Linked DNA regions of Homo sapiens: region 2 is linked to region 1. A link is a loop called in an ENCODE intact Hi-C map of the cell type or tissue named here. Cell type or tissue: A673. All regions are shown on one strand. Links, peaks and the distances in the headings refer to the core of each region. The heading gives the core; the rest is flanking DNA.

Evidence for each region. A loop is a pair of places that touch in the nucleus more often than their neighbours do. Peaks named below come from ENCODE experiments on the same cell type or tissue, not always from the same donor. Only the 100,000 strongest peaks of a DNase experiment are listed, where the experiment ranks them.
Region 2: a loop joins it to region 1, with 2.8 times the contacts of the local background. A loop is called at or near these places in 2 of 110 quality-filtered maps.

Annotation. Positions count from the first base shown.
Region 1 is chr5:167,977,418-167,988,266 of GRCh38, reverse strand. The region is part of intron 6 of TENM2 (teneurin transmembrane protein 2); the gene reads right to left. Among named protein-coding and RNA genes, the nearest start is that of TENM2-AS3, 29 kb to the right of the region's middle. In A673, for the core only: no CTCF peak of the experiment used is centred there; a DNase peak (open chromatin) is centred at 4,876; H3K27ac peaks cover 601 bases.
Region 2 is chr5:167,891,035-167,901,883 of GRCh38, reverse strand. The region is part of intron 5 of TENM2 (teneurin transmembrane protein 2); the gene reads right to left. Among named protein-coding and RNA genes, the nearest start is that of TENM2-AS3, 57 kb to the left of the region's middle. In A673, for the core only: a CTCF peak has its summit at 5,343; DNase peaks (open chromatin) are centred at 2,153, 6,743, 7,313, 8,463 and 2 weaker places; H3K27ac peaks cover 7,898 bases.

The DNA.
Region 1 (10,849 bases), core at 1,720-9,719:
CTTTTCCAAGACCAAAATAATGAATGCTAAAAGAATAGTGCTGTGAACATTTTTAATTTTAAAATAGGCTCCTCCTGCCGTGTTGATGCCTGTTTGCCAAACAGATTTACAAGTTTGCATATGTACATGCAGGCAAGAGTCTATATTTACACATGCAAGGCCAGATCCCTCCACAGAAAAAACAACCTGCATGCTTTTCAGCACTGCATAAACCCTCGCAGGATGTAGCTCTCAGGCCGCTCATTGGCACTGTGGTGTCTGTGATGATTGCAGCTGAAAGAAACCCATTTAGTTATCACCTCCCTTCCTTCTAGTCTCTGGGGTTTAAAATGATTAAACAAAAAACCAACGATAAGTAGAATCCTATTTCTCCCATGATACAGTTACACCCTGGTGTCACTAATCTTTAGAAGATTAAATTCAGCAAACAAAAAGAGAAAGATTCGATAGAAGTGATCTTCAGACTGTGTCCCATGAATACCTGGAATTTGTACTGTTTTTAACACAGCACTCAAGTGATCGCCTGGTCCCAGGAATTTGTACTGTTTTTAACGCGGCACTCAGTGTTAAAAACAGTACAAAATCCTGGGCCCTATCCAGGTATGGGGTGGAGTCTGGGAGTATATCGATTAAGAAGCTCCCTAGTGGCTGGGCATGGTGGCTCATGCCTGTAATCCCAGGACTTTGGGAGGCCGAGGCAGGCGAATCATTTGAGGTCAGGGGTTCGAGACCAGCCTGGCCAAACCCCATCTCTATTAAAAATACAAAAAAAGTAGCCAGGTGTGGTGGTGGGCACCTGTAATCCCACCTACTTGGGAGGCAGAGGCAGGAGAATCACTTGAACCCAGGAGGCAGAGGTTGCAGTGAGCTGAGACCGTGCCATTGCGCTCCAGCCTGGGCAACAAGAAGGAAACTCCAACTAAAAAAAAAAAAAGGAAGCGAAGAAGCTCCCTAGCTGATTCTAGTGTACATTAACATTTAAGAAATTCTACCTGAATCACTTTTATGCCCTTCCAAATGCATCTTACTTGAAGAGGACATACCAGATTGTTAGTAGATATATATTTTTTAATGTAAGCTTTGGATGTGGGCGTCTTTAGGTGAAGTTTCATGAAGTCTGCAACTTCATTTCAAAAGATTCAGCAAAAAGATCTCATCTCTCAAGCTCTATAAAAACAGATAAGGCAAATGTGGCAAAATGATAGCAATCGTTGAAACCAGGTGGTTATTCTTACATGGTACTATTCTTCCAAGTTTTTTGTATGTTTGAAATTTTTCATAACAAAAAGTTGAAAAAACCTCAAGCTTTGATTCACCCAAGGATTTCAGTCACATGCTGCTGGAAAATCAAATAAAATGAAGCAAGACCCACAAGGTAATGGTTTGGCCAGATGGTCACAGGGAGGACCAAGAGGGCTTAGGGGACTTCTCCTGATTTTTCCCTGAACCGGCTGTTAAGACAGCTTCTCCCCTTCAGAGGCCTGCTCAGTGTGTTCAGATGAATCATTTGTGATGCCCCAACTGAACTTCTTCCCAGCGGTCGGTCATGGAAGTAGCTCAGCTCGGGACTCCAGGCATCAGCAAAAATGTGTAGTTTCCAAATGCACTTGACGTTTTTCAAGCACAACTCAATTGCTCTCAGAATTGGCCACTTGTGCCTCCGAAAGGAAAGGCAAATGAGGGGCCCCCAAAGTGCCATCCTTGGAGTTTGCTAACACTCCAAGAGATGGAGAAAACCAGTCCTTGATGTCTTACAAAAAATAAAAGAGGAGCTCACACACTTCTTTCCCTTCCCAGTCATGTCATGCGGGGGATGGGAGCTTTGGTCACAGCACCCAGCATTCTGTCAGGCACAGGTTAGGGGCTTGGGATGGAATAGTAAGGCAAAGGTTCTGCGTTCTCAGCTCTGTGTCCTGCATTCCTGTGACTTCTTAAGAATACAGGGATCATCACTTCACCCTAAACTATCAACCTTTTTGGTAAATGTCATCACTTTTCCTCATGTGAAAACAAAACCATTTAATAAAAACTGAGAAGCATACCTAAAAGCTGAACAGCCATTCTCCTGTATCCTTTACGTGACAGCAAAGACATGGATTTCAGGCAGAATCTTGGTTAACCAGGCTTCTGCTTCAAATTGGCTTAGAAAATTAAGGGCATGCATTGTCTCTGATTAAACAACCATGAAAGATTTTAAAAAGAAACCTAACAAACAAAAAAACCTCATTCATAACATCCATGCAACAAGAGCCCCCACCAATTCAAAAGGCTGTGAATTTTTATTTTATTCTTATGATACAGAAGGAGCTTGACTAATCTAGAGTGGTAGCTTTGAGAAGCGGAGGCTGGCTAAGCTACCTGAGGCTCCAACAAAAGATTTCTTTTCTTTTTCTTGTTTTTCCCTTTTCTCTGAGTCAATCACAAGTAAACTTAGTCATTAACCTTAAATCCCACCAAAGAAACAAACAAACAAATACATAAAATTCCTTAACACTAAGTACCATTTTGCAGCTTGCAACCAGGGGGATCCCCTTATTTTCTGTTGTTTTGGCTTTATTCCCAGGGGAAAATCCTAGCAGGGCTGTGAAAAGAAATGTACTATACAAATAATTGTGCTGCCTCAACTCCAAAGGTCAATGCCTTTTTTCCTGTTTCTCTCTTCCTCTCTCTCTCTCACCCCGTATCCCACAATCTCATCACAGTGTACCACTCAGCTAACCAGGACAACTAATGACTAACAGAGCAGACTGACATGTTGTTCTTTGCTCACGAAGTCTGCGGCAGCAAACGTTTTTGAAATACAGCAAAAGTCTTAAATGGTCTCAACGTAGCGCTGTGTGCAAAAAAGCAACTCTGGTTATCAGGGAAACCAGGTGTCGACTGTTGTTCTACCGAGAAAATTGACCTCCCCAGTAAATAAACTCATGGGTATTCAGAGGAGCGGATGAAAACATTGATACACAGCCCATTAATCCCTAAAATATTCAGACTATCATACAAGCAGTGTCTGAAATTTGATCAAAAGCTAGGGGAAGGATAGAGGCAGAAACACCCCAGGAATGGGGCTGTGGTGCTCAGTGAGGGAGATCAGGTGTGCACTAGAGAACTCCAGATTTCATTACATTTCACTGGTTCTGGCCATGCACTTTGAAGCATCAGGTTTATTGTCTCTAAAAGAGTAAGTTTAATAAAGAGGCAGCCCATAAAGGGTACTGTAGCATGTAAAGTTACTGTAATTAGGTTTTCAGGAGTTATAATGAAACATTTAGCTGGAGAGAGGTTAAATAACCACCACCCTTTCTGGCACCATTAATATACTCTCCGATATGAAAAGGAATGGTGCTGGTTGAGGCAAAATTCAAGGGGCAGGGTCCTGAGACAGACAGAGACAGAGACATGGAACGTGGAGAGAAAGCAAAAACAGAAGGAGAGAAGCATAGAGGATGAGGTGAAAAAAGAGATAACGAGAAAAATGATGGATACTGCACCACTGAGCCCTACTTGAGTAGCAAAACTAGGTGATCGCTTAAGCGTTCTGTCTTTATTTTCCTGTTTGCAAATATAACATGCACACATTACAAAAAAAACAAGCATATAATTTTTTTTTCCCCCAAGACAAAGTCTTGCTTTGTTGTCCAGGCTGGAGTGCAGTGGCTTGATCTCCACTCACTGCAACCTCCACCTCCCAGTTCAAGTGAGTCTCCTGCCTCAGCCTCCCAAGTAGCTGGGGTTACAAGCATGTGCCACCACGCCAGGCTAATTTTTGTATTTTTAGTAGAGACGGGGTTTCACCATGTTGGCTAGGCTGGTCTCAAACTCCTGACCTCGTGATCCACCATCCTCAGTCTCCCAAAGTGCTAGAATTACGGGCATGAGCCACTGCACTGGGTCAAGTATATACATTTTAAAAATAGAAAGTAAACATCTCCTGTACTTTAGAGATAGACTGGTAAACATCTGATGTTTGTAGTCAGCCTTCTTTTTCTACATAGAAACATTTCCTCATTGTCATCATCATGATTATTATTCATTTAATTATTTAAGAAATCCAATAGGATGGTACCTAGAAGGCAGTTTTAAGTCTGCAAATCCTAGACTGAGACAACCAGGGTTTGCATCCTGGCTTCTATATTTATCACTGTGTGATCTTGGGCAAGTTACTTAACCTTGCTAGGAGGCTGAGAATGATAGTAGCTACTTCTTGGGCTTGTTAGGGGGATTGGGTGAGTTTATTCGTGAAATGCTTAGCATTGAGATTGACATCCAGTGAATGGTCAATAAATGCAGATATTAATGGCTTGAGGGCAGGAGCCGTGTATAGTATATTTTAGCCATTACTAAATCTCCTTGACCGAGCATAGTGCCCAGCTGATTTAAAATATGTGTTGAATGAATGAGTCGTTCTAATTAGCCTGGTGATTGGAGAATTGCAGGCACCTCCACTCACTGTCCCCTAGGAAGAGAAGGGACTAGGGATGTTACTAATGTGCTTCTTCTCTTCTTCCAGTTGAGAATTTATGCTTAGGTTGAGAAGTGAATTGTTTCCTTTAAAATAGGACTTACAGTTTTTAAAATCGTTACTTCTCAGGTTTGAAAAACAAGAAGCCAATAACCCAATTAGTGTAGTCAAAAGTCCATTTTATATCATAGTTCCCTAAGCTTCGACTCAAGCCCGTTTGATTCAGGAAAAAAATAGGCTTTCAAGGTTTCTCATCCCTGAACCTTTCGGCTCATAGGGGACTGCCACTACATTTGCATATGCCGTGAACAACAGGAAAATCCTCTATTTTGCCCTCTTCAAAATTTGCAGCCGTACCAAAAATATTCACAGCTGGAATAATTAGCAACTCAATTTATTGCCTTCCGTTTTCTAAATAGAAGCTTCGACTCTTGATATTTAAATAGTGTCACACTGTGATACAACATAGCATTTTTCATGGTAAAACTTTTTTTTTCCTCCATGAAATGATATACTGCTCAGTGTGACAGGCAAGGTCTCTCGAGGTCATTAAAGAAACCTGGTGTTTTGTGAGCAAATCCATTTCAGAGTCTTTGGATGAGATGAAGAGTCTTTTTTTTTTTTCTTCTTCTTTTTCCCCCTCTGGAGTTGTTAACTTGGTGACTTTTTTCAAGTTAATTGGTAAGAGTCTTGATATAGTAGGGGAAGAAAAACAAAGACGTCTGACTTTGACTTTAGATTTGACCTTGAATTCGCTATGCACTATCATATGGGAGTGTCCAGACAGCCATTTCGAATGGACTTAAATTTGTGTTCACCGGCAGGTAGAGGTAGATGAAGAAAAAATGCACACCCTCAGACACAGCCAAGGAGCAGGATAATTTCTCCCATTGCATTTAGTGTCTGGACCATTCAGACAGTTAGACAGTGTTCAAGCTGGAAGGACCCTCTAGGTTATTCTGCTTCATGTGATTACATTTGTTTTTGTCTTGTTTCTTAAGTCAAATTACAAAGTCAGGCTCTCTCTCTTTTGCTTTCTGGTACCCTTCCCTCTTCATAGTAGGTGCTCAAAAAGTCTGCTGAAGGAATTCACTAATTATGGTAGAGGGGAAAATGAATGGGCTTGGAGCCAGGTGCACCTGGACTCAAATCTCAACTCCTCCAGGAGCTGCATGATGTGGGGAAAGCTAGGTATTCTCCCTGGTCCTCAGATGCCTCCTCTAAAAAAATAGAGACAATAGCAATATTTACATCCCAGAACTATTGGAAGGGCTGAAAAAGAACAGGAATACAATCCGAGAACACAGAAGCGGGCCCACAGGAAGTGTTTAATATATGTATGTACTGCATTGCCTCCACCTCTGCAATGAACACAATATCTCAAATATGAAATCACTGCCCAGCCAGTATTTATTGAGCATGGAATATATATCACATGGTACTAGATGCTTGGATGCATTGATGAGTAAGTTCTTATCCTCATAGGAAATTTCCAATTGGAGAGACAGAACAAATAAACAGAACTCACATCCAGGTAAACAATAAATACATGAAATACTTTCAAAATGTCAGAAGCACCATGGGATTGAGGAGAAGTCTGAGGATAAGAAGTAACTGACCATATGAAGAATGGTAAAAAAGAGCATCCCAGGCAGCAGGAGCAGCCTGTGCAAAGTCCCTGGGGTGGGAAAGACGGAATTTTTGAGGATGTGAAAGAAGGGCAGTGTGTTCCGGGCCAGTGGCAGGAAGAAAAGGTAGCCAGTAACCATGGCTTGAAGGCATGGGATCTGGATTTTCTTTTTTTCTTTTTTCTTTTTTTTTTTTTTTTGGTCTGAAACAGAGCTTCACTCTTGTTGCCCAGGCTGGAGTGCAGTGGTGTGATGTCAGCTCATGGCAACCTCCGCCTCCCAGGTTCAAGCAATTCTCCTGCCTCAGCCTCCCTAGTAGCTGGGATTACAGGTGCACGCCACCACGCCTGCCTAATTTTTGTATTTTTAGTAGAGACGAAGTTTTGCCATGTTGGCAAAGCTGGTCTTGAACTCCTGACCTCAGGTGATCTGCCGTCCCAAAGTGCTGGCATTAAAGGCATGAGCCACCATGCCTGGCCAAGGGGATCTGGATTTTAGACCAAGTACGAAGGGTTCTAACTATGCCATCTCTTTGAGTTAGCAAAGCACATTTAGGAGCATTCTATCTGAAAAATTACTAGGGTAGGAGAGACTCATGGGGAATTCAGCACAGGCCTTTGTGATGAAAGAGCTCAGCTGTCTTCTTATACCTCTGCCTTGAGGGTTTTGGTTTTTGTCCAGAATATTCTAGCCAGCCCACAATATTACACCTATTACCCTATCTACATTTGGATATAGTTAGGCATCTCAAGTTTAGCATGACCAAAACACAACTTTTGATTTCCACTCCAAGCTTCTCTTCTCTTCCAGGCTTCACCTATATCAGTTACAGATGTCATCACTTCTCCAGTTGTGCAGGAGCCATCCCTAGGAATGGGAAGATATTGCATGCAGGAAGTGTATTAGAAAGTGCTCTTGGGAAGACCATGTGTGAGGAAGTGAATGAAGCAGACTGCCCTGGGTGGGGATGGCGGGGAGCTGAACTGTGATGCTGTGGCAGAGGGGCCTATGGCGATTCCATGGAAAGCTCTGGAGCAGGGATGGCTCTGCTGAGTTGTTCCAGTTAGGGCAAAGGAGGCTGGGCCTTCATATCCTTACTCGGACCAGTCACTGGATGTGAGCTGTTCCCAGAGAAAGGTCCTTGGAAGACGTGGATCTCTTCTGCTGAAGGCCAATCTCAGGGAGGGACTTGGCTGAGCTCTGTTGGCTGCCAACATTACCAGCAACTGGAAGGACACCTGCTCCAGTCCTGAAGGGTGACATCTGGGTGGGCACCATGCCATCTACTTCACTAGGCTTCACCATGGTTCCTGTCCTTCTCTCACACCCAATCCATCATCAGTTGATTTCCTCTTTGCCTCCAACACATCCCCTTCCTTTTCTTACCACTCACACCTCTACATCATCTTGCGCCTGGCCTGCTGCACACAGCAATCTTTAAAGAGGTCTCCCTCTTTCCACTTTACCCATTACACCCCTTCTCCCCACAGGAGTCAGTCATTTCCTACAAACATAAATCAAAACATATTTCAAATCTTCCCATTCCTTTACACTTAGAAGTTATCCTGCTCTGCATCATGGCCTATAAGGCGTCTTGTGATGGTCGAGGTCATCTCTTCCTAACCTCTCCGTGCTCTGCTCCTAAGGCACCTGCCATCCTCTTTGCTGTTCCTTAAAGAGGCCAAGCTCCTCCCCATGTCCAGGTGGTCACACTGTGTTTCCCTCAGTCTGGAAACTTCTCTCCTCCTCTCTTTCTGTCTTCTCATTGCATGGCTCCTCTTTCTCAGGTCTTTCAAGTCTCTCCTCAAAGCTCACTTCCTCAGAAAGGATTTCTTGATCAGCCTTTCCCATCGTAGCATCTTGCATCCTACCTTGTCCAAGGTTACAGCTGAGAACAGTCAACATCCAGAGATGGGGGTGGAATACAAAGGCCCATTTCCCTCACCCTTCATTGAGATATCTCATTTAACATGCATCACCTTGGGCAGCTATCTCCTTCATTCCTTGTTTGTCACATGCCTTTCCCAATGGCATGCACATTCCAGGAGGGCCAGGATTTCATCTTCTTCCTCACCATTGTATCTCCAGCCCCTGGAAGAATGCCCAGCCCAGGTTTGGTGTTCCAACAATTTTTATTTAATGAATAAAGGCATGAACCAATATAGAGCTTGAAAAGATCTTGAAAGATCATCTCATACTGCCTGTAGGAGGTGATGAATGTAAAAAGTTTCTCTCTGCTCTCAGATGCAACACTTTTATTTATTTTCCCGGTAGTGTCCTTTTCAAGGAATCCCGTCACTCTGGTTTTCAAGATTTCGATAAACAACATCATGTTCGTATTATTCCTACACACGGTTATTTTTTAAAATCTGTTGTGAAGTCATCTTCCTTCTATTCAAAGGAGCACTTTGGTGTGTTTTGTGAGAGCCTCTTCATTTTATTGATCTTTTAGATTGGAATTCTCCTCAAGTTTTCTGTCATTCTTGAGGGATATCAGCTATAATCATGATTATTTCCACTGTAGATACCTAATGATTTTGGAAAATCGTGGGATAATGCATTTTTGATTAATTTCTAAGAGTTTCTATAGGGATGCTCTGTATTTTGCAGCCCTATCCCCTTCTTTCTTCCCACAGCAACCCAGTGGATGTATATCTTCAGGCATTACTTCACACGAATCACCTGGCCAGTTCCCAGTTTGTAACTGGGACCTCAGAGATAATCTTCCTATAAGTCTAGAAGAATTTTTGGTAAATGTACGTGATCCTTATCTGTCACCTCTCTGCCCACCTACAGAGCAGTTTATCTTCCTAGGTTTGGTATCTCTGCAAACATGGAGATTTCATGGTGCATTTTTCTCTTCTAAATCACTTTTAATAGAATATGATAGAATGGTTTTAATCTTGGAAAAATCCTATGTTGATCCCCCTCCACCTAGAGAAGAATCCATTTAGCATTCTCTTTTCCCCCTACCTGTGTAACAAAGGAGTCCTGCCTGGTGCACCTTTCTTTATTTCCTTATCTTTGGTGCTTCAAGACATCTGTCTGAAGAGTTGCATTTACCCTGATGTTGAATGGGGATCCTGTTGACAGTCTTTCAGATGTCAACATATTACACACTCAGATCCATTTACCACTATTAATCAAATCACATGTACTGGGTATTTTGTGTTGTGACTTTAACCCTTTCAAGGAATGTTTTGAGAACAGACATTTTTTTTCCTGGCACCTTTCTAGGAGAAGACTGGAGCAAGAGACTGGTTCTCTAGCCTAACTATCTTGTTGTCTCTCCCTTGAGTAGACGTTTTATACAGAGGGTGACACGCTGATCCTCCGGCTATTTTCTCTAATTAATTAATTTATTTATAAAAGTTGAGGTAAAATTCACATGATACAAAATTAACCATTTCTAATTGCACAATTCAGTGGCATTTAGAGCATTCACGATGTTTAAATTCTGCCTCTATTTAAGTTCCAAAACATTTTCATCACCCCCCAAAAAACCTCAAATTCCCCCCAAAATCTATTAAACAGTAACTCGCCATTCCTTCACTCTCTCACTCCCAGCTCCTGGCAACCACTAATTTGGTTTCTGTCTCTATGAATTTGCCTATTCTGGATATGTCAGATAAATGGACTCATACAATATGTGACCTTTTGTGTCTGGCTTCTTTTCACTTAGCATAATGTTTTCAAGTTCATCCCCATTGTAGCATGTATCAGCACTTCATTCCCTTTTGGAATACTATTTCCTTTTGTGTGAGTGTGTGTGTACACTTTTTCTTTATTCATTCATCCATTGATGAACGTTTGGGTTGTTTCCACCTTTTGACTATTGTAAATAGTACTGCTACAAACACTGGTGTGAAAATGTCTGTCTGAGCACCTGCTTTGAAAGCTTTGGGGGATCTCCCTAGGAGAGGAATTGCTGCATCATAGAGGTGCCTCAGTACACTTTGTGTTGCTATTAAGGAGACCCTGAGACTGGGTAATTTACAAAGAAAAGGTGTTTATTTGGCTCCTGATTCTGCAGGCTGTAAAAGAAGCAATGCATCAGCATATGCTTCTGGTAAGGACCTCAGGAAGCTTCCAATCATGGCAGAGGGGAAGGGGAGCTGGCATCACATGGCAAGAGAGGTAGAAAGAGAGCAGGAGGTACCAGGCTCTTTTGAAATGATCAGATCTTGCAGGAACTAATAGAGCAAAAACTTATTCATTACCGGGAGGAAGGCACCAAGTTGATCATGAGAGATCCACCCCCATGACCCAAACACCTCCCACCAGGGCCCGCCTCCAACATTGGGGATCACATTCCAACATGGGACATGGAGAGGACAAACATCCCAACTACATAATATGGTCATAAAATGGTTAACTTTTTGAGAAACCTCTAAATGTTTTCTAAATGTAGAAAATGATAATCAACATTGAACTCTTCAGGAAGCTCAAATTCTGGTTGACAGTAAGCATTTTGCCAGTCTCTCTGCATCCTATCCATATCCTGAGCTTGTTTTTGAAAACTGTTAATGAATTACAAAACAAGAAGCATCACCAAGGAGCCAGGTGGCAGCAGTAGTAGAAAGAGCCAAAATATTTCATACCTTAGAAAATGTCTTAACATCCCCAAGTCAGCAGGCTCTCATTTCAGGAAAGAGCTTTCAGGGAGAGCCTAGTGGGGTTTATATTCTAGGAAAGCTATCGATCCATGACATTTTTTTCTATTTTATTTGATGTATTATATAAAGTATTTAGAAGAACTCAT
Region 2 (10,849 bases), core at 1,049-9,048, 86 kb after region 1:
ATTTTATTATAAGGAAATAAGTATAGATATGCAAATAAATTCTTATATAAAGAGGATCTATTTAGTATTTTACATAACAAAAAATTGAAGCAACAAAAATGCCTGTCAAAAGGGGGTAGATTTTTAAAAATTGCGATGTGCCAGCATGATGGAAGAACATTAATACGGTGCTCTAGCATAATATTTAAAAACATACTATAATATCAATAACTATTATTTACCAAGCAATTATGACTGTACCAGGTGTGGTGCTAGGCCCATTCAATGCACTAATTTATTCCTTCTCACAATAATGTTATGAGATGTTATGAGTATTGCTCCTACTTGACAGATTAAGAACTGCTAGTTAAGTGTTGGAGTCTGGTTTCCAATCCAGGCAGACTGACTTCAGAACCCAAACTCTAGACCACAGTGTCACTGCGTGCTGGTTCATGGTGCTGTATGTTTCCATATGATAGAAGTGTCCTTAGGTAATAGCTCAGCCTGGTATTTGAAAACTGTAAAAATATGTAATGATCTAGAATTAGGTAATACCTATTATATAATTCTATACCACAAATCATAAATATGATTTTTTTCATCCTTACATCAACATTTATTGAGTATCTACCATGTGCTAGGAACCGTGGTAGGTGCTAACAATTCAGTCAGGACCTATTAAGATAAACTGAAAAAGCGTGTGAGAAAGAGAAAGAAAGAGAAAGAGAAAAGGAAGTTATATATCAAAAGGGTAACAGTGATCATCTCTGGGTGTTCAATTTTGGGTGGTTTTCATTGTCTTCTTAAATTGCACATGCATATTCCAATTATTCTGTCGTGTTCTTAGAATGTAGGAAAAAACATATCTAATTCATGTTATTAATGAAAAAAAATTCAAGGAATTAAAAGGCACACATATTCCAAAAAAGACATCTCAGGCCTTTTTTACATTCCTGTCCCCCACCCCGCAGGACTCCTCAGGAGTACATCCAGTCCTGTCAATCTCCCACAGAAAAGTCCCCCAGGTGGTCACTGCTGTCTCCTCTCAAGGCCTCAATCCCACCTCACCCCCCCACCCCAATCACTCCAGTCTTCCTGCTTCCTGAGCCTTCAATCAAGACAGGACACGCCAGGCTGACTGAAGGCTTGACCTATTTCAGACAGTCTTTCTCTGCCACGGTCATAACTAGGTGGTTATTAACCAACGCAGTGATTAACAAGAAAATTAGCCGTTTGAAAACAAGGCCAATCCTCCAGTCCTTCCACTTCAAAAACTAATCTGCATCAGCCTCATCTATCCAGGCTCATTTTCGATGAATTCTCACAGCCAACTTTCACTTCCAAACATGAGAAATGATGTTTTAAAAACCTTGGGCTTATAAATCATTACCCCCACTCCCAACTTTTATTTGGATCATCAGAGCAGCCCTAATGGGAACACATATACAAACAGAGAGGTCCTCATGCCAAGCCTGGAAAAGTTTCTTCTCTTGCCTGCTGGGAATATCATTTAACCTCTCAGTACCGTAATTTCCACCTTCATGATACACAGATAATAATTCCTCCCCCACATAACTGACGGTGGTTTCATGTATGGAAAGTGCTTTGATAATTTTTTTTTTAATTGCAAGAGAAGTCCCAATGCTGTTTCATAGCTCACCAGCTTCTCTCATCTAAGGGCTTCCTAATGCACCAAAGGGAAAACGTTTGCCTCAGTGCAATGTTTCCGGAGAAAGATATCATTCCTTTCCTTTCCAAAACCCCCCCCCCCTTTTTTTTTTTTTTTTTTTTTTAGTGGGTTGAGGGCACAGACAGAAAGATACTGTAAGAAACGGCATGAGATCTAAGCATTTCAGGTGTGAAATGAATTTTTCCTGGCATCATCCAGAATGTGCTCTGAGCTGCCACACTAACTAACTGAGGTTAGGGTAGAATAAAAGCCTTAAATTGAGAACGTCTTTGCGTGAGTGGATTTAAACAAGACCTTTCAAATTAATTTAACATACTTGCTTTTATTTCTCTTTGTTCAGATGTCAACTTTTTGTAAGAGTCGGATGCCGTTCTTTCGCTCCATCCTAATGGGCACTTGGTCATGTGCCCAGCAACATTCACTCCAGAAAGGGAATCTGCTTCCTGTGCAATAGAACTCTGTCTGGAACAACCAGGGAGATGTTTTCATCCACATGGACAGAGATTTCCGGCACCTACTGGTTTTCCCACCCACACTGAGTGTTGCCCTCTAAATGAGTCACTCTGGTTTCCACAGAGAGGTCAGGTGTCTCTCGGGAGCTGGACTTCCTGAATTCACTCCACCACGTTTTATCTGTGTAACCTTGTGCAGGGTACCTAAAATCTCTGTTACCTCATCTGCAAAATGGGGATACCTAATACTTGGAGAGTTGTTGTTGAATTAACGCAAGGCACTTGGCCAGGAGCGTGGCACACGATAAATCCATTGTGAACACCAATTATTATTATTATTGTTATTATTACTATGCTATCATGATGACTTTGCAAGCTTTCTTCTTGCCTGAAATATCTCACCCTCCTTGCCTGTCTTTGGCGTTTGGTATTGCTGGCAATTGACCTTTCCTGCACCCATCCCCCAACCTACTCTTTCTTTAGCTTTGATAATGCGACATTAACGTGACTCTTCTCCTAACTCTTGCCCCTTTTGCTTTCTTCTTCTCTTTCTATTTTTTCCCCTGCACATGCAGGCATTATTGGAGGTTCGGTCCTCTTTCTCCTCTTTTCTCTTTTCAGCAAATGCTCTTCTTTCAGTAATGGAATTCTTGTCACAGGCTTTAAAAATGCAAAATCTCTCTCAGTGTTTCTCATTGTCTCTTCTTCCCCCTCCCTTCATTCCTCTCTATCTTCTCTTCCCTTCCATTCTTTTCTTCCCTCTTGCCTCTCTTCCCTGAAATCCAGACCCAAAGTTTCAGCTGTCTGTTGGATATGACCATCGAGCCAATCCACGCCTTTTCAGATTCAAATTTATTTCCCATCCCCCGCTCAAACGAAGATCTCCTTCCCTCCCAATCCCCATTCTTGCTTTTCCTAAGAAGGGCTCATCACACTAGCCATGCTCAAGAACTCAAAGCTATCTTTGACTCCTCCTTCTCATTTCCCTCCACATTCATCCAGCCTATGGCTCTCTACCTTCTTTCCTGATGAAGTCCCTGGCAACTCCTATACCCAGTGACTTAGCCTTAGGCAAGGTTCTCCTTAATGCTGAGAGCCTGGTTTAGGTCTTGCAGTAATCAACTAAATATCTGTACATCTCCAGTCTCTCTCCCCCAGCTCCTCTTACACTTGCTTCCATATGAACTCTTTCTCAAGAGCATCTGGGCAGCTTTTAAACACTGTGGTGTCCAGGCTGCTGCCTGGCCCTATTACATCAGAGTTTCTGGGTTGGCATCCCGGCATTTACATTGTTTCAAACTCCTGAGGTGATTCCAGTGACTGGCCTAGGCTGCCAATTTAAGCTTAAAGGGATAGCTAAGCAAGTCCAAGCTACTAGATCAGTGCTTCTCAGACGTTAGCATATATTAGACTCATTGGAAAGCTGGTTAAACCACAGCTTTATGGGCCCCACCCCTAGAATTTCCAATTCCCTAGGTCCAGGGAAAGGAGAGAGGTAGAGTGCTGAGGACTTGCATTTCTAACTAGTTTCCAGGAGCTGGTGATGTTGTTTGTCTGTGAGGACCAAAATTTGAGAACCATAGCAGTAAATTATTCTCTCTATTGGCAACATCCAAAGGTGGTTTATGGAGAGGAAAACCACATTTCATTAGGTTTGAGTAAACTAAGGAGTCCTAAGCAATGCTATAGCAAAGGGCTCTTCAATGACAAACCCAGATCAGCAGGAGGTAGGGGGAAGTCATGTCTTCTGTGTGCAAATCTCTTGCCTCTCCAATCACTTTGCCCACCACGAAGGGGCTGGAGTTCATGCTGCTTCCAATGTTTAAGGTAGTACCCGGTGCCCAGCAGATGCAAAAAAAAAAAAAAAAAAAACAATTTACTACGGATTACCCAACTGAAATTCCCAGGCTCATAAACTTAGTTCTCTGTTTCGTTCTCTCCATACCATCCTACCTATATCTACCTACTTAGCTATCAATCTATATATCTATATATCTGTATATCTTTCTTCTAAAATAAGGACCCTTTGACAAACCTGAGGCAGCCCTCACAAATGAGGCAAAGACTGTGGGTGCCAATGAGACTATGGCTGGAATATCCCATTACTGGGAAAAATGCGGTTTCTCTTCCTTCATTTCATTTAGATTTTAAAGGTAATTGTGACCTGGCAGGCAGATAAGTCTGTATTCAACATCTCCTGACAGGGATCATTGTAAATAGCATCCTTTATTCTCCAGGGTGTATAGCAAGAAAGGAAGATGATGAATACAAGCTGGAATGGGGTTTATAAATCTTTTTAAGACCTGATTTTTTCCTACTTTTTCTAAGCATCTGTGTTACAACCAGCTCTTTAGCTAATATTGTTTTTGTGCCAAAAAGAAAAGTTTACCAGGGCTGTCTTGATTGTGAGCACTTTATAATTACAAGAGAAGGACAAGTCTCTGAATTCTGAGCAGGAGGGAAAAAAAAAAGGTACCAGTTCAGCTAATGGCACAAATGAGACTTAAGAGCCAAATGAAAGAGTAGAAATAGTGCGGGTCCTCATTGCTTGCTAAATTGGAGGAAAAATCCTACAAAGCTAAACTAAACCAGCTCATCAGTCAGCCCTTACTCATATTCTAAAAGTGTGGATTAATCAGGAAGCGAGGGGAGAATGGAACAGGGCTTCTGCCTCCCATTCTTTGATGCGTGATAGAATGATGAGCCTCACATTATAAGCCTTTCTGCCATCGTAGACCAACCGAGTTAAGCTCATTTCGGGTGGTTATAAAGATTCATGCAGCAATTATTTAGAGGCTTGCACATGCACTCTTTAATCAGGCTGGGGAAACGCACATGCTAGCTATTTTCTGGACGTTTTAGCAACGAGGAAAAAGCAAGCGTGATTCTAAAGGCAATTCCTCTCTAACAGCTTTCGGAGTTTCCACTTCCCAGCTTCTATCCTGGCACTCTTTGAGGTGACTAAGAGAACCATCTGTAAAAATATCCATAAAGGTATTGCGAGGTTGATAATGGCACCTGCTTTGCTTCCCATCTTTGACTCTTTTACCAGAGTTATCATAAATGGAGTGACCTTTCCCTCTTTGCTGTTCCAGGACTTCTTCCTATGTCTCCGTGCTTTTTAATAAGGGCACATTTCCACCTTTGTATTGGATTTTAGATTGTAAATGTTTTATTTCTCTTCCTAGAGGACAGATTCAGTGTTTCAATCCTCTTTGTACCGCCCTCATCAGCCAGTAGGGTTGCAAAGTTATTTATGAAAGGAATGCATGCCTGAAGAATGGTTGGAAGCCACATGTCTCAACCATGAGTTCTCTTAAACATTGCTCTGACTTTTGTGTATAATCCACGGAAGGCAGACAAGGGCCTTCACAGCCAGATTCCAGCCTCAATCCAGTCATTCCCCTCTGCTAACCTAAATCTGGACACATCTGTGTGCTAGTCTTTCCTTTAGCTATTCAAGCTTTCCCCAAAGGCCCCATGTTTTCTCGTCTCTCCAAGCCTTTGCACTTGCTGCTGGCATTTCCTAAAATCCTCCACCCCAGCTGACTACTGATCATGATTAGGATGCCAATCAGGTGCCATCTCTGTGGGAAGGCTTTCCCCAGTCCCAGCTCTAGCCCAGGTGGGGAGGGCCGCGATGTGCCATGCTGGCACTGGGTCGACATCTATCAGACTGCCTGACCTGCTGACTCACAACCATCTGTTTGCTTTTGTTCTTCTTAAAGCTTCATCCACCTCATGCTGCCATTAACTAGACTAAAGTACCCTTAAGGCCAAGTACCTGGTCTTAGTTATCTCAGATTTCCTGTATGTTGCATAACGTCTATAACAGTAGATGCTCAATAAACATTTGTGGAATTGAAATGAATTGTTGAGCTCCCTGTTATCTAGTTCTCTGCATTAACAAAGGCAGTATAAACTAATTGAAAAAGTCTTCAGCTTCTTAAGCTTCTAATAACATTATTGCAAAGATCATTAAACAGGAATCGCAGGGCTTTAAGTCAATGGTTCTCAAAATGTGGGCCCCAGGCCAGAGAAACAGGCATCACCTGGGAGCCTGCTAGAAATGCAAATTTTTGGATCCCAACTCAGACATAGTGAATTAAATAAATCTGGCATAGGGTCCAGGAGTTTGTATTTTATAAGCTTTGTATGTATTTGAGAGTGAGAACCTCTGTTTTAATTAATTAGAAGTAATATTTTGCGAAGTAGTACATAGCAGTGAGAAGATCAAAGCCATTGGAATCAAGCAGCAATGGTTCAAATCGTAGCTGCTGTGCTTGATTTGATGGTTACATGCATTTGGTCAAGTTAGCTAAACTCTGTGAGGCTCATTTCCTTCATTAATGAAAGGACGAGAACCAAAGCAAGTGACAAACTTAAAATGCCTAGTACAGTGCCTAGGGCACAGAAAATGCTCAGCAGATGGTGGTTCCTACTTTATTGTTTCCCAAAATGTATGCCATCAAAGATTAGTCTCAAAAGTACTCTGAGAAAGAAGAAGGAAGGAGAGGAGGAAGAGGAGAAGAGGAGGAGGGGGAGAGGAAGAGGAGGAGGGAGAGGAGGAGGAAAAATGCTCTCTGGTCAAATAACTTTGAGAAGTAAAGCCTCTATTCTAATAGAAAGTCTCAGTTCACATAAACATGTTAAAGGCCCTGAGAAGTTTTACGACTCTGTTTTTCTTAAGCTTTGTTTAATTCAGTCTTTTCTAAGTTTTCCGTCCTCCCTGCCTCCCTCCCTCCCTCCCTCCCTTCCTTCCTTCCTTCCCTCCTTCCTTCCTTCCTTCCTTCCTTCCTTCCTTCCTTCCTTCCTTCCTTCCTTCCTTCCTTCCTTCCTTCTTTCCAGGGTGAGTAGAAGAGGCAACCTCTTAGCTTCTAGTAAGTTACGAGAATAAAACAAAAGAAACATTTTCACCTTTGTTTTGAGTTTTTGGTTGTTTGCTTTTTAATTGGAGTTTGGGAAGAAGAAAAACCTCAGTAATTTTTAAGTTAAATATACAATAGTAACATTAAATATTTGCAAAATATGCACAATAATTTGTCAACCATCCAACAGATATTTATGGAGTGCATACTAAGTGCAGGGCACTGTTGGGTGTTGAGGATACTGAAAGGGAGGAGGGGAACAAATTTGGATGGGGCAGGGGTATCCAAGGAATGATATTTGAGTATAGTGAATGACCATACCAGCCATGGAAAGATAGGGGGAAAGATTCTGGGCAGATGGAACAGGAAGTACAAGGCTGTCAGAGGAAAGAGTTTGGATGTTTCCAAAGAATGCAAAGAAGTCTAGTCACAGAGTGGGGAGAGAAAAGGAGAATGGAAGGAGCTGAAGTTATGAATGTTAGCCTGTGGCCAAATCACATCACACTAGCCACAATAAACGATCTGGGTTTTATTCTAAGGGCAATGAAAAAACATTTTATTAAACGTGCTGGTTTGGCCTGATTGTTAGGTATGAGAACCTTGCCCTATACTCTGTATCTTCACTGGTAATACCCAGAAACTTCAAAGACCAAAAGAGGGAAGTATTTTTTCTCCATTCATCATCTATCCATCCATCCATCCATCCATCCATCATCTGTGATTTTTGATGTGCCAGGAATGGTGCTTACTGGGTAACAAAGATACAAAGATAAATAAGAAAGCTTCTGCCCTCAAGGAATTGATCGTCTATTAAACTTCTTGAACTGTGAAAGAGGTTTGGTAGATGCATAAATGATTATGCTGCCGCATTGGACTACCTTGCTATATTTTTCTAGGACTCATTATTCATAATGGGACTGTATCTTTGGATGGAAAAACGACTGCAGTATTTTTATTACTGACTACATAAAATGCATGATTTTACCGTATTCAAGAGCACGTTAGGCATAATTGCTTGGATCTTAAATTTGTATGAAGCGCAGGAACTAGGGTAATAAGAAATCAAGGCTGACACACCAAACTTAGTTCCTCTGTCACCCATAAGACCTAATCTTGCTTAAGGGTGCATCCCATACTTGAATGATTGTCCTACTATGTAGTTTTAAAAGCGTTTGGAAATTATCTCTTCTTTATTTCATTAAGCAACATTCTTTCTCCCTCTAACACGTTCTTGAAATGCCTCTTACTAAAAAAAAAAAAACAACAAAAAAACCTTTTTTGTTTGTTTCCTGTGGCAACGGAAAAAAAGAAAATACAAGAAAATACTAGCAACGAAGCATATGCCAAGGTAATTTAAGAGTTGTGATAAGCCAAAAGGAAAAGATAAACAGCCCCCAGAAACTCACAGAGTTAAAGAGGTTGTTCCTTTTTAAAGAAGTCTAATTGGACACAGCAGGGGTCTTGATACGTGCGCCTCGTTGTTTTATGAGAGGAATTTTCTACTACAATATAGGAAGTTAAAGTCTGCTCAACTTGTCTGACGCTGATTTGCTCACATCTGTCATCCAACCTTGAACTGGTCTGACCAATTTTGGAGGGAGTAAGACCATGGAAATATGCATATTTAAACCCAGAACATGAAGGATGTGAATTGTTTTTAATGGTCTACCAACTCTTTGGCCTGAATAGCTATGGAGTTACCATCCTGTCTGAAATTTCCCTTATTTATCACAGACAGGAATTTCTGAGCAGCCCAAACCCAGTTACTTACAGGAGGTGCCGATGAAGAATAAAAAGACCTCAGGACAAGAAGAAACCTAGCCAAAAGGTAATACTCTCCCTCCACATTGCCGCCAGCAAAATCTCAGAGTTAATGTCAGTCATAATGAGTTAATCAGGACAAAGGTTCTGAGTTCTGTGGGGAAGAGTGCTGATTCCACTGTTCATGTGGGATGTTATTGCTATTAATAAACAATCATGATAACTTGCATGTCCACTTCTCATTGTGCAATGGAGAGGTATTTTTTTCCACACATTATCTTGAAGTATAATTATCTCTGTGTTATAAATGGTGAAACTAAAACACAGAGAAGTTAATTAAAGAACTTGCCCAGGGTAACAATAGTCCAAATGGGGAAGGGAATAAGGCATAGACTTTGGAGCTCTTAAGAGAGGGTTTTTGCAGAACTATAATCGAGGCAAAATGAGGGCATGGGCTTCCAACTTTTCCCCAAGCCTACTAAGTACACACTTTTCAAGCTGCTTTGCTAAGCTTGACCTCTGAAACTTATGTGGTTTTGAAAATGGAAACACTCCTATCCCTAAGCAGCTGCACAGTGGATTCTGGATGGCATATGCCATGCCATTCTGTGTAAGCTCTCCCCTCATGATCTATGCTTTGCTATACACCTTGACAATGAAGAGTGCTACATTTTTGGTTCTCCACCCAAGAGAGGAAAACCACTCCTCTGCCTAGAGGCCCTGTTAAAGTTTGGTTGCATTGTAACATGGGAATGTTTCTTAGAAGACTGACCTAATTTGATTCAGGTTGTGCAAAACTTACTACTCTAGGCCTGCATATGAGTTGGGCACATATCTTCCATGTATTTATAAGGAACTGTATTTGACTTATAAGAACCTATGTGCTACAGATCATCCATTCTGGAAAATAATTTTTTCAAGTTTAATTTTCCTGGAATTAGAAGCTTTATGAATAATGTGTACGTTTAATGTAGCACTTCTCTTTTCTTCTCATGAAATGTTGTAATTCAGTCCATAATGTGCTTACAATGCTATATTACAATCAAGAATATGTTATATCACAAGCTCCTTTCAAGTACTTGCAGCATCTGACAACAGAATACAATAAAATATAAATAGAGTTTGCTTAGCATAGGAAATTTCACTTTGTAAAAGTTGGAATCTTTTCCAAAGCAAGCTACAACTCAATCAAGTCCAGGAAGTCTCTGGGTTATTCTGGAAAAGAGGATCTCATGCTGAGCCTGTGCTGCTGTGAGGAAGTGGGCAAGTCAAGGCCAGCAAGGTCTCAGAACTCATCAGTGTCAAACAGAATGCCAGAAGGAAGCCAAGGACCTGGCTCAGATGCGATGATAGATCTTCAGACCCAGGCAATGCCCAGCACCTGTGACATGGTGGACACATGATAGGTGTTTAATCAAAATATGCTGACAGTCCACAGCTTCTGAGTACCAACCTCAGAGCCAGAGGTGAGGTGATCTCCCATGCTGTATACTCCCGTGTCAAACATAAAAACAGTAACAAAAACTTGAGTTTGAATTCTGCTTGTAACTCCCTTAGCACTGATCTTAGTGGGTCAGCATAAGCCCCAGCTATGTAATAAGGATATTGGGTCCAGGATCCCTAAAACTCACCTGACCTTTTCATGGCCCACTTAAGCTTTCCTTCCTCCTAATTGTATGTACTTGTTAAGAAGTCCAGCTAGGAAAGCACTGAAATGAAGAGTAATTGTAATCAGGAGGCTGAGGCAGGAGAATCACTTCAACTGGGAAGGCTGAGGCTGCAGTGAGTGGAGGTTGCACCACTGCACTCCAGCCTGTGTGACAGAGGGAGACTCTGTCTCAAACAAAGAAACAAACAAAAAAGAGAGTAATTGTGCAAAGGAACCACAAAATTTGTCTATTAGCAGTTACAACTGTACTTGGTAAACAAATACATCATTGAGAGTAGAGGTTAGAGGTACCTATCTATCTATATATCTTCATGTAACACAAAATAAGTAAACAACCTATTTTTTTTAAATACATGTGAATAGGTAGACCAAGTCCTACAAAACATAGAGTACATTAAGAAAATTTAAAAAGACCTTGATAGTGGAAAGT